Linked DNA regions of Mus musculus: region 2 is linked to region 1. Evidence: chromatin loops called from intact Hi-C (ENCODE). Cell type or tissue: left cerebral cortex. All regions are shown on one strand.

The links. Peaks named below come from ENCODE experiments on the same cell type or tissue, not always from the same donor. Only the 100,000 strongest peaks of a DNase experiment are listed, where the experiment ranks them.
Region 2: a loop joins it to region 1, with 4 times the contacts of the local background. A loop is called at or near these places in 4 of 42 quality-filtered maps.

What each region holds. Positions count from the first base shown.
Region 1 is chrX:13,104,436-13,112,435 of GRCm38, reverse strand. Usp9x (ubiquitin specific peptidase 9, X chromosome) reads right to left here. Exons shown (of 45, transcript NM_009481.2): 6 at 7,635-7,853; 7 at 5,256-5,371; 8 at 4,521-4,772; 9 at 4,308-4,446; 10 at 2,208-2,360; 11 at 1,240-1,344. Among named protein-coding and RNA genes, the nearest start is that of Usp9x, 37 kb to the right of the region's middle. In left cerebral cortex, no CTCF peak of the experiment used is centred here; no DNase peak of the experiment used is centred here.
Region 2 is chrX:12,700,687-12,708,686 of GRCm38, reverse strand. It overlaps Med14 (mediator complex subunit 14), which reads left to right. Exons shown (of 31, transcript NM_001048208.1): 17 at 1,995-2,155; 18 at 2,242-2,388; 19 at 3,508-3,599; 20 at 4,784-4,936; 21 at 5,205-5,474. Gm52422 (a long non-coding RNA gene) reads right to left here. Exons shown (of 2, transcript XR_003953047.1): 2 at 2,739-8,000. Among named protein-coding and RNA genes, the nearest start is that of Gm52422, 7.6 kb to the right of the region's middle. In left cerebral cortex, no CTCF peak of the experiment used is centred here; a DNase peak (open chromatin) is centred at 3,693.

The sequences.
Region 1 (8,000 bases):
GAAGCAAGCCAGTAAGCAACATCCCTCCCATGGCCTCTGCATCAGCTCCTGCTTCCTTGGTGATGAACAGCAATGTGGAAGTGTAAGCTGAATAAACCCTTTCCTCCCCAACTTGCTTCTTGGTCATGTTTGTGCAGGAATAGAAACCCTGACTAAGACATGTGGCATATACTAAGACAAATTGGTCTTATGTGGTGAATAGAATCTCAAGAGCCATCTGGGACTATTTCTGAAGTTTATGTTAATTTAATCAAGATACAGAAATTACTACATAGTTTCAGCCCTTTTTCAGTATTCTGACAATGAAATTCATCCATGCTGCTTCCAGTTTGCTTATTCCCATTCCCATGAAGTATTCCATTATATGAACATCCATTATCTATCCTCTCTATAGAGAGATTTGTAGCTATTACAAACCACTTCAGTTCACTTGTTTTTGGACATGCAAGCTGGTGCATATATGCAAGAATCTTTTGGTGTTTGGGACTGATTGAGAGCCTTGTTATGCTAAGCAAGCATTCTACTGCTGAGCTATACTGATATTCCCAGAATATTGTATTTAATCAGGGACACAATATAACCTTCCAGAGTGTTATGGCAACTTATGTTCCCAGTCAGAATCACTATTTTCAGGAGTAATACTTAGTGACTAATGATGTAATGCCAATAGTTAAAAGGCCCTCCCTTCCTAAGCACTCTTATAATGTCATGTTCTTAATTCACAAATTCACTAACCAATTAACCATGCACTGAATGTCAGTAACTGATGAGACTGTTAACACTATATAAAAGAACATGACAGAATCAATGTGAGTATGACTGTATGGTCTGGCACTGCCTTGTAAATTAAGTTATGCTTTACCTGAGTATATATCCTCAGAATACCATTGTACTGATATTTCTTTTATTGCCACCTCTTATGTTTCTCACAATCTTCCTTTCCTACTTTTCTATACTTCAACCTACTTCCAAAAGAGACTGGGAAAAGATATTCAAAACAATAACCTGAATTTTGAACAAGAGTCTTTATTAGGGCTATTAGCACTATCATGAAAATGAAAATCAAGTTTGTAGAAAGAAAACACTGGCAAAGTCTTTCAAACTAGATAAAGTCCTTTCATATCAGAAATTGTCTTACGAGTTTTTTAAGTATTTGTGGGTTAATAACAACTTGTAGTTCTAATGAATCAATTCTATCTAAATATAAAATGGTAATAACAATGCTGCGTTAATAATTACCTTAAAGCAATCAAAAAGATGATCAAGTTGTTCAGGAGAAAAATCCCATGCCAATTTGGCCAGTAGATCATGTACATTCTTTACAATGGCTTCATGTTTCCCTGCCTATTAATAAATAAAAACAAAGGTCACATAGACACTAAACTGTGAACAATAGAAACATCATCTATACTGACTGCTAATGACCATCAGGAAATTATCACCATTTAATCACCACATAATTAAAAAGATTTAATCTCTATGTAAAATTCTTAACTATTGCTTCTTGCTAAAATCTGACAATTTCATTTCTGCATATGCATAGTTAACATGTACTTTAGGAAATATTAAATTTTAATTAGTTTATCGAATATACTAATACTTTCATTGTTATTACTTTTTTCCCCAAACTGGAACTAAATACTCAAAAACAAAGCTATTTTCTATATCTCTATAAAATAAACAAAAACAACAACAAGAAAAAAGCAAAAAACCAAAGCTTTGTAAATTAGAATTCAACAATGTTTATGTAGTTTGTGGCTTTTAAAACCTTTTCAGAAAGGTTGCTAATCCTTCTGAAAAGTTTTAAGTGTTTTGGAATTGAGTGAGTGAACTATACTGAGGAGTTGCTAAGTCTATTAAGAGGTCAATGATAGATGTATATTTATTTTCCCAACAAATATTACTTTATTTTGTGGTACTAAGGCAAATACAGTGTACCACTGAGCTGTTTGTATCCTTGATTTCTCGGTCAGAAGCTTGCGCTCGCTTTGAAGCCTAAGTTACCTTCCGATACATGATTCTCCTACTTGTACACTTTCATCTGCTGAGATTGCAGATATACACAACCACACCTAGTTTCCCTTATTTTTTGCCTCTTTAACTTTTGCCAAATATGAACTGTTAAGTATTCAAGCATTATTGACAATTTCAGGAAGTTTCTAGAAGAATTTCTTCCAGAAGCATTTAAGAGGTTTCAAGAGCCTTACCTGTGCTGCCCAGATATTATCAAGATCTTGCAAGGTCAGAGCTTTTTCTTTTATGACAAAGCGAAGAATCTTTTCTAGTTTCTCTACATACTGTGGTTGATGAAGGCTATCTCGTAAAACTATGGATAAAATATTGTTCTGCTGTATCCATTCCTAAAGGTAATTTAAAAACCAGGTTTCAAAACAAAATAAAACACGAAGACCTTTTTAAAGTACTAAAATATAATTTAAAGAATACATAGAAAGCCAAAAGCATATGTACAAGATAATATGCAAGAATGCATTGTATTCATAAAAATTGCTTAAAAAAATTTATAGTAAGCTCTTTTCTCCTGAAATGGCATTTTGCTATGTAGCATAGGCTAGTCTTAAGTTTGTGATCTTCAAAATGCCTCCATATCCATCCCAAGTGCTGGAATTAAAGCTGGGAACTATCATATCTGACAAAGCAATTTATTGGGGAATAAATATCTCCATAAATTACAAACACTGAAATCATCAAAAAGATATTGTACATTCCAGCATTTAACTCATAAAAATATTATTTAAATGCAACAATCACTTAAGGTTTAAGAAGAATGGGCAGAGGGCCATTTTTGGTGTTTGGTTCCTTAAACTAATTCTGCCCCACAATGGTTTTCTTATTAGGTTAAAAGATACTTTTTAAAACACTTTGATTTCACTCGGGAGGCAGAGGCAGGCGGATTTCTGAGTTCGAGGCCAGCCTGGTCTACAAAGTGAGTTCCAGGACAGCCAGGGGTATACAGAGAAACCCTGTCTCAAAAAACCAAATAAAAAACCAAACCACTTTGATTTATTAATTGACTGCCATGTACTGGATGTTATTGTTGCTTGCATCTTTGAAATCTAAGTAAGAGATACATTTTCTTAGCACAGTAAACACGTTTGCAGAGAGTGGCACTTGAATTTGAATAAAAGTCTTATACTTCCATTGTTTGTTTCTGTAATACTGTGCTAGACTAAGCCATCTTGACTGTCATTTATCTAACTTCAAGAACAATAAAGTAGGACTCACGAATTTTTTTTAAAAAGGTAATCCAGTATTCAACTTTCTTAGAATAAAGGTAGGTGGGCCCAAAATGTGCTATAAATATGAATCTTTTTAGCTAATATAAGTTTAAATTTCCCCAACTTGTTAAAGAAACTTTTCTAAAATATAACAAATATACAGCAATGTCAAACTATCACAAAAAGTTTTATACATTTAATGATATTTTCTATATGTTTTAGGATGGGTCACACAGCTAAGGGACCAGCATTCTCAATGAAGACAGACACATGACGTACACAAAACTAGACATCTACCACCTGACCTCCTAACCCAGGGACTGATTTAAATATCCTGTATATTTTTCTTTTTGCTGTCAACTAAACCAAAGGCCTCAATGAGCTAGCTATACTTGTAATTACTTCATATTTTCTTTTAAAATCACATTCTAATCATTTCCCCTATTAACAAAAGAGATTCTTGGAAGTAAAGATATTGGTTTGCTACAAATGGCTCCTGTTTGCCACATATGTACTCAAATATCATCAGTTTTATAATTAGTAACTTATTACAGCAGTCATACATAAAATATATACAGGAAATAAACAATTTTCTAAGTATTTAAAGACAAAATGATACAAAATTATACACTTTAAAAACAAATTCTCAAAATAAAGATAAAAAGTAGCTCTTATTCTAATATATATTTTGAGACAGGGTCTCAATATGTAACCCTGGCTGGCCTTAAACATGTAGCCAATCTCCCTGCTTCTCCAGTGCTAAGATTCCAGTTGCGCCCTACATGCCCTCTTATGTATTTTGTACTTTTAAGCCATCAGTTGGAATTGGTCATATGTACATGCCCCTTCTTCAATATGTTTCAAATACTATCAAACTTGTAATAATTACATTCAACAATAAATTTACCAAAGATATACCCAGCGATCAAATAAATATGCTACTTTAAAATTTCAAGATTATTAACAAAGCTGTAAATTAACCAAAACATTCAAATTTCAACTTTTAATTTAGAATGCTAGCATTACTAACTTTACTGACAGCCATTCTAGACTAAGTGTTTGTTTACTCACAGCCATCCTCTCTGCTGTAAGCCACTCTTCATCCTCAGAACTGCCATGCCGATGGGTATAGTATGACACACTGGAAATCACCTTATTAACCTCATTCAGTGCATTCATCTTTCCATTGAAAGAAGAAATTTGCAACAATCTGTAAGAGAAATTCAGTTGTAAATTGACTCTAAAAATTCATGTAAGTAATTATTTCCAAGATGAATAACTTACCTAAGTATCATTTTTAACCTAAATATTTCTAAGTTTTTTACAGTTTCTTCTTGTCCAGGAACCCGCGAAGCTAAATTCTTCAATGATTTAATAATCATTGAAAGAGCATCATTTTTGGCTTCATTCTTTGCTTCTTTCTTCAGCTCTTCATCAGTTAAGTTTTCTAAAAACTGTGGAACCATTTCTATTATTGGAAGAAAGTACTTTTTCACTGTGTGAAGAGTAAGAAACTCATAGCACTGTCCAAATGGTCTGAAATAAGAAAAGAAAACCCCCGTAAATACTTGACTTCTTAACCTCAACTTAGTAAATTCTCATAGTACATGTATTTTTTTTTCAAGACAGGGTTTCTCTGTGTAGCCTTGGCTGTCCTGGAATTCACTTTGTAGACCAGGCTGGCCTCGAACTCAGAAATTCACCTGCCTCTGCCTCCCGAGTGACATGTATTATTTTTAAGACATTCTATGTGTATGTATTCACATTTGGATTAGGTATATAGGCAGATAGATGCCCTCAGAAGCCAGAGACGCTGGATTCTCCTAGAGCTGGTGTTAAAGACAGTTTTGAGCTACCTGCCATAGGTACAGGGAATAAACCTCACGTTTACTATCTGAAAGAACAGCCACTTAAGCACTGAGCAATCATCTCTCCAGCTCCAACTACTCCATTTCTGAATTGAGCCAAAATAAAAACAGCAATAACATATTTAACATGTGGCTTTAAAATGTTACTTACTTAATAAGGGCTGCAATTATCTGAACGTTTAATGCTGATCCATTAATAAAACGATCGTGCAGTATCTGGAATCCATTTAAAGTGCCAAACTTGTTGAGGAGATCCACTAGCCAACCCTACAATACAATTAACAAGTTTACTTTCTTGGCATTTAGGATAAACAAAGTACTATTTTGACTGATATATTAAAGCCAATTAATGTTAAGTCATTCTTGAAAAGGCTTCAAAACGATCATAGTAATTGATCTGTGAAGCAGAAGCAATAAATAGTAAGCATGAATTAGATTAAAGGAACAAACACACTGCTCATATCAGTATTACTTGTTAGACTATGTTTCTGTCTCAGCTATCCGACTTTTAGAGTATATGGCTTTCCAAAATACCTAAAAACACTTATATGAAAAACAATTTAAAAAGTTAAAAAGACCTTAAGTAATAATAGATCAAAGAAAATCTAGTGTAACAACTTCTGAGACAATTTCTTATTGTAGTTTATAAGTATTTAAATTTTCCATATAAATAATCTTGAAGCCTAAAAGTGAATTGTCTACTGAAAACTAACCCGTATGTTGCAGGAATTAAACATCTACTACCATGAGCAAAGGCATAGGTTTGATAAACTTCTTGCATTACAGGACAAACAAAAAGAAAAAAGTAAAACAAATTATAATGTGAACTATGTGGTAGTACTAACCAGACTGGATGCTATGAATACATTTAGTTCCCATTTTATCATTTTTTTAAATCAACTTTCCAATTGAAAAAACTTATAGCCTTGGCTGTCTTGGATCTTGCAAACCTCACAGAGATCCACCACCTGGCTGTGCCTCACCATGCCCAGCATATTTTTTTAAAGACCAAATACAAAAATATGTAATCATAGGAATATAAGTTCTAAGTTCTCTAAGAAATCTACACTACGAATTTTAGTATGCTTACTATTTTCCTACATTTTACTTTGCTCTTAGAAGGCCATTACTAAGGCATTAACTCTCTCTTTTTTTTTTTTAATGTGTGAGTGTCTGCATGCATTTGCATCATGTGCATGCCTGGTGCCCAGAGACCGTAAAAGAGCTTTGGATCCCCTAGGACTGAAATTAAGGACGACTGTGAGCTAACATATGGGTGTTGTCAACTGAATCCACTTCTTCTAAAAGAGCAGCAAGTGCTCTTTAACCACTGAGCCATCTCTTTTGCCCTAAGCCCAAAGTTTACAGATCTCTTTTGGGATTACTTGTATTAAAAAAAGAAAGGAAGGGAAAAAAAGGACATGTTTTATGTAATGTATTTTTAAAATTTTCTTCACTAAGATGCTGAGCATGGTAGCATATGCATCTATCTATTCTAGCACTTGGAAGGCAGAGCCAGGCGAATCTCTACAAGTTTAGGGCCAGGTTGGACTATGAGTTCCAGGATAGCCAAGACTACACACAGAAACCTTGTCTTGGTAACTAGAATAAGACTAATTATAGTTTAGCATGTATCTGTTTTTTTTTAATTTAACTTATTTATCTTTTTTTTTGGGGGGGGGGGTTTCGAGATAAGGTTTTTCCGTATAGCCCTGGCTGTCCTGGAACGCACTCTGTAGACCAGGGTGGCCTCGAACTCAGAAATCCACCTGCCTCTGCCTCCCAAGTGTTGGGATTAAAGGCATACACCACCACTGCCCAGCGCATGTATCTATTTTTAAGTTTAAAAAAACTTAGAATAGCCGGGCAGTGGTGGCGCACGCCTTTAATCCCAGCACTTGGGAGGCGGAGACAGGCGGATTTCTGAGTTCAAGGCCAGCCTGGTCTACAGAGTGAGTTCCAGGACAGCCAGGGCTATACAGAGAAACCCTGTCTCGAAAAAACAAACAAACAAACAAACAAACAAACAACCTTAACAACCTTAGAATATATAAAATCATCATGGCCTTATTGATTCACACCTGAGGTTTTTAATGAGTCATAATGTCCTTCTCTATTATTGTTATTACTACTATTGAAATGTTATATTAATCCAACTATGACTATCTTCAGATTGACTAAAAGATAACAGGAATTAAGTATAGTTAATTAACATGGAGAAAAAAATTAAGAAGCCATAAGCACTGAACTAAAATGCTATGACTATGCAAAAAGGCTCCTAGTGCTATATTATATATAATACTCAAAAAATACTTGGTTGTCAGATGTCAATTATTACTACACAGAAAAACTAAATAGTAGTACAAACAATAAAATATAGCTGTGGTACAAAATAAAGAATTCAAACTATAATGCAGAACGTCTTTTTGAGTATAATTAAACCAGTGTTAAGCCATGTTACTAGGAGACTAATATTACAGTTCTGTGGTAGAACTATCTTAATATTTAAATTTGAAAATAATTAACATACTTTTGGTGATCGAGGGTCTGGAGAACGAGCAAAGAGTTCATCTTCAGGCAACTGAACACTTGAGGACACTGACTCGCAGGGACGTGTACCATTGTAGATATGGAATTTGCAATGAGGATTTAAGGCCATGGCAAGAAGTTCTAGAAGTGGAAACCAGTCTTGGGCTAACTTAGCCACACATAGCTCCACCAGGCGATGAGTATTGTTAATAATGCATCTCTATTATATATGAGAGAAAGGTGATTAATAATATGAAAACATTGCAATTTCAAACAGATATAACCCTAATTACTGTTAATATTAAATGAGCTCCTTGTTTTTTATACTGATAGATAATAGTTGATTCACTAGTACTGACAGAATTAA
Region 2 (8,000 bases), 400 kb after region 1:
TTGCCATACATTCTGAGAACTTTGCCCATTTTTTCTTTGTGACAGTGTTTTATGTAGCATATCCTAGTCTTGAACAAAGTAGCAAGGCGATTTTCTAGTCTCTTGGTCCCTAGTGTAGGACTTGAATTGCTTTTCTACTGCTGGCCTTATAAGCACGATATCAAGCTCAACTTTTATAATGCATTTTGGATGGAACTATTTCTTTTCAATGTATTTTCCCTACCACTATTCTACATCAGCAGGATCTATGTGAATCAGAGTTGCTCAGGCTGGGTTTGAATTTGAGATCACTTTGCCTTCATCTTAAGTAGCTGAGATCACATACACACTTGGGCCACCATACAAGAGGAGTCATGTTCTCTTGTCTACAACAGTGCCTATCAATAGCTAGATATCTTGTACATTTTTATTTTTTTCCACCAAATTCTAGAGTTTCATAAGATGTGGAGTTGGCCCTATATATCTCTACAGATGCTAGAAAGATAATGCATAATAAATATTATGTTGTTATAAATTATTTTGTTATAAACTTGTGACCTTTTTACAAACCCTGTACTAGGTAGTGCTTCAACATTTACCATCTTTCTGCTATGTGGCCCATACATTTTTCTTGGTATTGAAGCAGTTTTTTCATGACAGTGTTTATTACTGGTTTTATTTTTTTACTGGTTCCTGGAGGCTTCATTCCTCCTACCTGGCCTGTGACCTTCTGGTTCCTCCCTACTTTCTCACCTGCCCTCCTCACTTGAGGTTGCCTATCTCTGTTCCTGCCCTCAGCTAACTACCAGTAGGAGGTCAAGGAGCCTGGTGCCTGGCCCAAGCCCTTCCATTCCTGCCAGTCCACTTTTGAAGCTGCCCCAGAGGCCCCAGTGGGTACCTGAACAGTGTTGCTCAAGCTCTGCCTCTGGAAGCCAGCAAAGATGCCCACCAGGAGCCACATGCTTACGTCTGCTGTGTACTCTTTGGCTCATGGCACCTGCCAGCCCCATGGGCCTTACCCCTGCCCTCTTCTTTCTGATATTTTTCTTTTTGGCTAACTTTATCTGGTGATGTTTTGGTTCCTGCCAATAATTTCAAAACTCAATTGGATTAGGCATGAAGATTGCTGCAAATTCTAGGCCCGCCTGGACTAAAAATAAACCAACAAAGCAAAAATCTGCATGTTGAAGAGAAAATGTGTTTAAAGCTTCAATGGAGAACATTGTGATGCAACATTTTAATGCAATATATTTCACTTTTGCTCTATCCATATATTTAATTTTTTGCCACATGCAAAAAATAAAAAAAAAAATAATGTCTCTTACTGTTTTTCAGTTCCAGGTCAGCGGTTTTCAACATGGAGGTGGGGTGGTTTTACCCTTTAAGGAACATGAAGGGCAATGTCTAAATATACTTTTATCATTACCTAAGCAATCAGGGTCCGAAGTGCTATTGGCATCTAGTAGATTGAGGCCATGGAGGCCCATCACAGCTCCCCACAATAAAGACTTGTCCAGTCAAAATAGCAATATTGCCCAGACCGAGGAGTCCATTCTGGGTATTCTGAATAAGAAAATTGAAACAAGTTTCTGTATTTCCAGATATTGCCTTGATAGGAATAATTATAAAATCTAAGATCCAATCTGTGAGTTGAGAGATACTATATAATTAATGTAGCAGCTGTTATTTCATCTACTACTGAAATACCAGCTAAAATATATTGTTCATAACATTGTATGGTATGGTAAATAGTCTCTAAAGCTGTAGAAGGAAAATAGAAACACTGTCTTTGGGTTTGGGGGTTGGGGGGTTAAAATGAGAGTCCTAATATAGGTTGATGTCATCTGATGTGGGCTAAATATTACCAATTGCTGGGAACTGTTGCATTGTAGAAGGGATCTAGAAGCCATGTTGGACCTAAAGCTCTGTTGTCATGTCATACCCTGTGTGTCATTTTTACTTTGTGCTTTGTCTTTGTGCATAACATACATCTCATGTGTCATCTTTCATCACAGGATTCCTCCCTGTAAAGGAATAAGTGAGGAAACACAGAAGGCTCTGGACCGCTCTCTTCTTGATTGCACTTTCCGATTACAAGGTAGAAATAACCGCACTTGGGTGGCTGAATTAGTGTTTGCAAATTGTCCGCTTAATGGCACTTCCACCAGGGAGCAAGGTAAGATCTTTCACACTGTGTTTTTGCTTATGTCCATATTTTTAAAAGTATTGGTTACTATTAGTTTTTTCCTTTGAATCCTTTAGGACCATCCCGACATGTTTACCTGACGTATGAAAATTTGTTGTCTGAACCTGTTGGTGGCAGAAAAGTAGTTGAAATGTTTCTTAATGACTGGAGTAGCATTGCCCGTTTATACGAGTGTGTGTTGGAATTTGCACGTTCTCTACCAGGTACATGTAATAGTCTTCCTTTTAAATGAAAATACCTCCTTCATGTAACAGAAAAAGTAAAACCTGTACAGTGTTTTAAAAAAATACAGCCAAAAGTATCTAAGGAAAATTGTCTTCTTTACCGCAGTGTATAGTCTCTCTTTCTCCGGCGGAAAAACTGTTAAATTTCTTTTATTTCTAGAAATTTGGGCACATAGACAGACTTGTGAGTAATATACTTTTGTGTTATAATATAGTCCTCATCTACTGTGAGCATGCAAGCTAATAAACATTGTGCTGTGTCAGCATGATACCACTCTAAGAGGACCTGAGAGAATGGAGCCAATAAATGAGGCAGACTTTATAAATAATAAATAATAAATAGCCAATTTTATTCAGAGCATCATATTATGTATACCACAAGGGTTAGATAGTATCATATAAGTAAAGTATACAATTACAATGGAAGTCACATGTGGCAAAACATGTTTTCCACAGAGGCACAGAAACAACAATAGTTGGAACGAATAATCTGAAGTCAACTCAGATGGGCACAAAAGCACATTCCAAGAATGATGCTGTTTTTGAAGACACTGAGGTCATAACACTCAGAATTCTCATACGGCTCCATTCTTTGATTGTGTCCCAACACTAGCACATTTAATTGCACAGCTACTTAGGAAATAGCTATCCCCTATTTTACAGATGACAAAAACATTTCACAGAGACTTAAAAACTTCACTTTGTGTAAGAGCTTTTCTTGGCATGAACTGAGAGCAGAGAAGGCCAGGACAGAGAAAGTGCCTTGCTGTATTAGCCACTGTGCTAGACCTTTTCCATGGCTCACCTTCTCTGTGCTGGCTTTACATGCTTTTGATTCTGCCACTGCCTTGGCAAACAATCAAACGGGCATGGTGATGTGGGCCTGCAATCATGACACTTGGTAGGGAAAAGCAGCAAGATCGAGGCGTATATCCATCACCCTTAGTACACAGAGACTCTGAGGGACAATGTGGGGTTCAAGGAGACCGTATCACAACCAAACTAGGCATATGATTTGCCAAAATGCTCTACTTTTCATACCTGCTTCTTAAACATGTCCGTGTCCGATCAATATGCATTTTGTTTGTTTCTGCTTAGAAATACCTGCTCATCTGAATATTTTCTCAGAAGTTCGTGTTTATAATTATCGAAAGCTTATCTTATGTTATGGAACCACCAAAGGAAGCTCAGTAAGTATATGAATTAAAACATGGTTGTTCTGTGGCCTGGAGAAATAAATGGCTTAGTGCTTATGTGCACTGTCAGTATTTCAGAAAACCTGGATTCAGTTCCCAGCCAGCCCCCATATAGCAGCTCACAGCAGTTTGTGTTCCAAGATCTGACTCCCTCATCCATGCAGGCAAAATATCAATGCACATGAAATAAAATAAAAATAAATATTGAAAAATGGAGGTTCCTTTCTTATTTATCTTTTAAAAATTAAGAACTTAAATGATAGTTGCCAGACACTGCAGCTTGGAAAAGAAACAAAGGAAAGAAAACTGCCTTAAATAAAGGCTCGAGGAACATCAATTTTAAATGCTCTGCTGAAATAAAAGTGTGATATATGCTTAATTCTTTAAAACTGAAAAATAAATTATAGTGTCTTTAGAGCATATGATCTTGATTTTAAAACAAGCACTCTTGACATTTTTTCCTTCACAGACTTCAATTGGGATTCATGTTTAACTTTATATGAATGGCTTTGAGAAATACAGTTTGTCTTTGGTTTGAGTTATACGAAAATATTCAGTCTTTATTCGTATCTTAATCCTAAGTATATTCCCTGTAATCTATACTTCTTTTCCTTAAAAATGAGTTGGGAACTAAAGAGAGGACTCAGTGATTGAGAGGCTGTACTGGTCTCATAGAGGATCCAGCAACCATCTGTAACTCCAGTCCCAGGGTTTCTCGGACACCAGCCATGGACATGGTACACATAGAGACTTGTACAACACTTGTATTCGTTTCTCTCTAGACACTTCTATAACTAGTAATGTCTGAAATTATTAGTAATTGAATGAACATGTGTTTGAGGATTTTCCCTTTTTATTATAACAGTGCTTGCTACCTTAGTTGATGGCATTGAGAATATGACTCTGCATTGAAATAAATCTTTAAATCTCAAGAGTTGCATTTTCTATTTAAAAGATTTATATTTCTAGTTTATATAATAAAAGGGAGATGATATGTATGCTCATAGGCTCTGTTGATCTATATAAATATCATATTTGGAGATTGGGAGCAAATCTTAGCACATTACTCATTTTTACAAGAAGCCCTCCTTTGATGCTTGCTGACTTATCTTTATCATGGTTTGCACCTGGAATCTGTTACTTTGCAGTTTGTTTCACATGTGCTCTCTTTGCTCTAGATTAGTATTCAGTGGAACTCCATTCATCAGAAATTTCACATTGCGTTGGGAACAGTTGGCCCAAACTCAGGTTGCAGTAACTGTCACAATACCATTCTCCATCAACTTCAAGAAATGTTCAACAAAACACCAAATGTGGTTCAGTTATTACAGGTAATTAAGTTCTCTGTCTTAAGATGTACTAGTAGTATGCTATGCAAAACACCTAAAATTATCTGCATTTCTCTTTTAATGACGAAGATGGATGTTTTTGTCTTACATGGTTTAAACTCTGCCTGGAGAACTTAATTAAAATGATCTAGTGCACTTCAAAAGAAACTTTTCTAGAATGTCCCAGAATGTTCATTTGTGACAATGAGACAGAAAATTGTAAGTTTTCTGCAGTTACATGACAACTGGGTGATATCTCTGTTTCTTCCAGGTTTTGTTTGATACTCAGGCACCATTAAATGCTATCAACAAACTCCCTACTGTTCCAATGTTGGGCTTGACCCAGAGAACTAACACCGCCTACCAGTGTTTCTCCATTTTACCACAATCATCCACCCACATCAGACTGGCCTTCAGGAACATGTACTGCATTGACATATACTGCCGTAGTCGAGGCGTCGTGGCAATACGGGACGGTGCCTATAGTCTTTTTGATAACAGCAAGTTAGTTGAAGGCTTCTATCCTGCACCAGGATTAAAGGTACACACTTCCTCGTTAGGGAATAATAGAATAAATATATTCTCGAAAACCATTCCTTTGAGGGAGAAATGTCCCATTCGAATTTAGTAAGCAATACAGTTGCTATATCTTCTCTGCAACCTCATTTTGGAGGAGCTAGGGTTTGCAGTAAGTTCTGTGTCTTTGTACATGAAATGTTGGGAAGCCCCTTGTTTCCTCATTCTCTGGTTAATAAGTTTGGGAATATGAAAGAGCATAATATTTGCTTATTGGGACTTTAAAGGAAGACTTTATTGCTTGAGATCCTCATGAAAGATGTTTGGAGAGTCAAATAGTTCTAAAGGCTGCTTCTGAAAACTTGCTCCCTTACCCTACTCCTGGTGTGTTCCTGCTCCTCAGAGAAAACTGTTGTCACTTGTCAGCACTTGTCAGGTAGCTGCTACTCTTTGTGTTTATATAGCTGTATCTCTGAGTACCAAGGTACGCTGTCACTTGTTGAGTAATTCTCACCCTCAAAAGGGAGTGCTTACAACTTTGAAAACTTGGTTTCACTTACTCTTTCTTCCTTCAGGCTGCTCCTAGTATATAAGTAAATACATTGGCCTTTCTCCTGGTTTTACAATAAGGTTATGTAGCAATTGTGATTTCGTAGGGGTTTGTTTGTTTGTTTGTCTGTTTGTTTAGTATTCTTGTTGTTCTGAAGATACTTGTCCTTTTGGGCCTCCACATGGAACTGCACTCATGCAAAAATGTGTTCTCACAGGTCTACATGCAAACAAACAAAAAACCCTAGTCAAAACTCGGTTGGGATTAGTGTGGCTCCTGGGAACACATGAGAGCAGGAGCTTGAGGTGTGTTGCTCTGTTGTGCTCACAGTCAGGAAGCAGAGCAGGTTGCTTCCTCCTTTATTTAGTTCAGTCTCCCAGGCTCCGTAAAATCTGTTACTCACATTCAGGATGTGTGATCTTAATTCTCTGGAACCACCCTCAGAAGCCCATTCAGAAGTTTGTCTTCTGTGTGACTCTACATTCCTCATGCTAACAGTCAGGTTAACCATTACACATCCCATTTCTTTCTCTTACATTGCTGATTTTTGTAGTATGCCTGCTATAGTAGCTGCCTGGAAGAAGGTACATAGGAGATTGGTTGAAGTCCATGGAGGTTATTGGAGACCTTGTATGTTTGACAGTGTTTTTAGTTTACCTTCATTTAACTGAGAGTGCCTAGGTATAGAATTCTAGACTACGATCATTTTTTGTAGAATGTTTGAAGCTCTGCTGCTTTGTTTTCTACATTGGATTGTGACTGGCCTGAACCAAGTGCCTGTAAGCCTTAATAATCTCCTTGGGAGGTTGTTTTGTCTTTTTTCCTCACAGTACTAGGTTTCAAATGTACCTTGATACTCCTTACATCAGTGCTGGGGTTCAAGCACCTTATCCCCTGAGCCATCTGCCCAGCCCAGAAGCATGTTCTCATATGGATAGATCACTTTCTCTTCCCTTTCATCTTTCAATCTTAACTCCATTTCTTTTGTAGAACTTTGATCTCTTTCATGTTGGTGCCTTTCTTCGATTATTAAGTAATTCTTTACTCTCTGCTCTTATTTATAGGTAAGGTTTGGAGACTCTGGTGTTCATCCCAGGACAATCTGCATGGCCATACTGCCAAAATCAGTAGCTTTAGGTCTCTTGTTGGGCCACTGCGAATTTGTAGAAATGTTGTATATCTGTTTCCCCATTTGCAAAAGGTCAAAGGAGAGGATGAAAAAAGTCTTACCAGCTTTAAATATATGGCCTTTAATACCCATTTTAAGGGTGGTAACCTTTTTCTGGATTGCTGCTGGATCCAGTCTTCCTGCCCACACAGAGCTGCTCCTTTAGAAGCTGGTGATGCGTAGAGCTCTGGGAGAGTAGTGGTGAATTTTTTATTCTTTGTATAGTTTTTGTTTTGTTTAATATGGATGGATGTTTGGTGTTAAAGAGAAGTTATTTAATCCCATCTTGGGGTTTCTACCCATCTTTGACCATTTAGTTCCAGGATAAAAGAGACACACAACCTTTTTGTTTAAAATAAGCCTTAAACAGTATAAGAGTTGGACAGATACCTACCTGCTGTGCTATTAGAATCTACTTTGCTATTGATAACCCCAAATTATTATTTACTACTTACTGTATTTCATTTGGGCTGCTTTTATCTCTAATTGACAGCCCTCAGATCCATGTTTTTATAGTTCACCTAACTCATGGTGACTTCTCCTTCCTCCTCCTGCACCCTTTCCTTTTCCTATGATCCCAAGCCCGTGAAATGTAAACCGTAACTATGTCTTTTCTGCCCAGCAATTGGCTGTTGGCATCTTTATTTACCAATCAGAAATAACTTGGAGGACAGGGCCACTTGAGTCCACATGCACACTCCAGGTCTTGGGAGCCCACACTTAGCATTATAGTAAACAGCAAGACCAAACCTCAACAATTCTCCTTTTTAGTTCAATATTAGGCTCATTTTCTCTCAGATATAGATTGGATACAATTATATAGCAATTAGGAA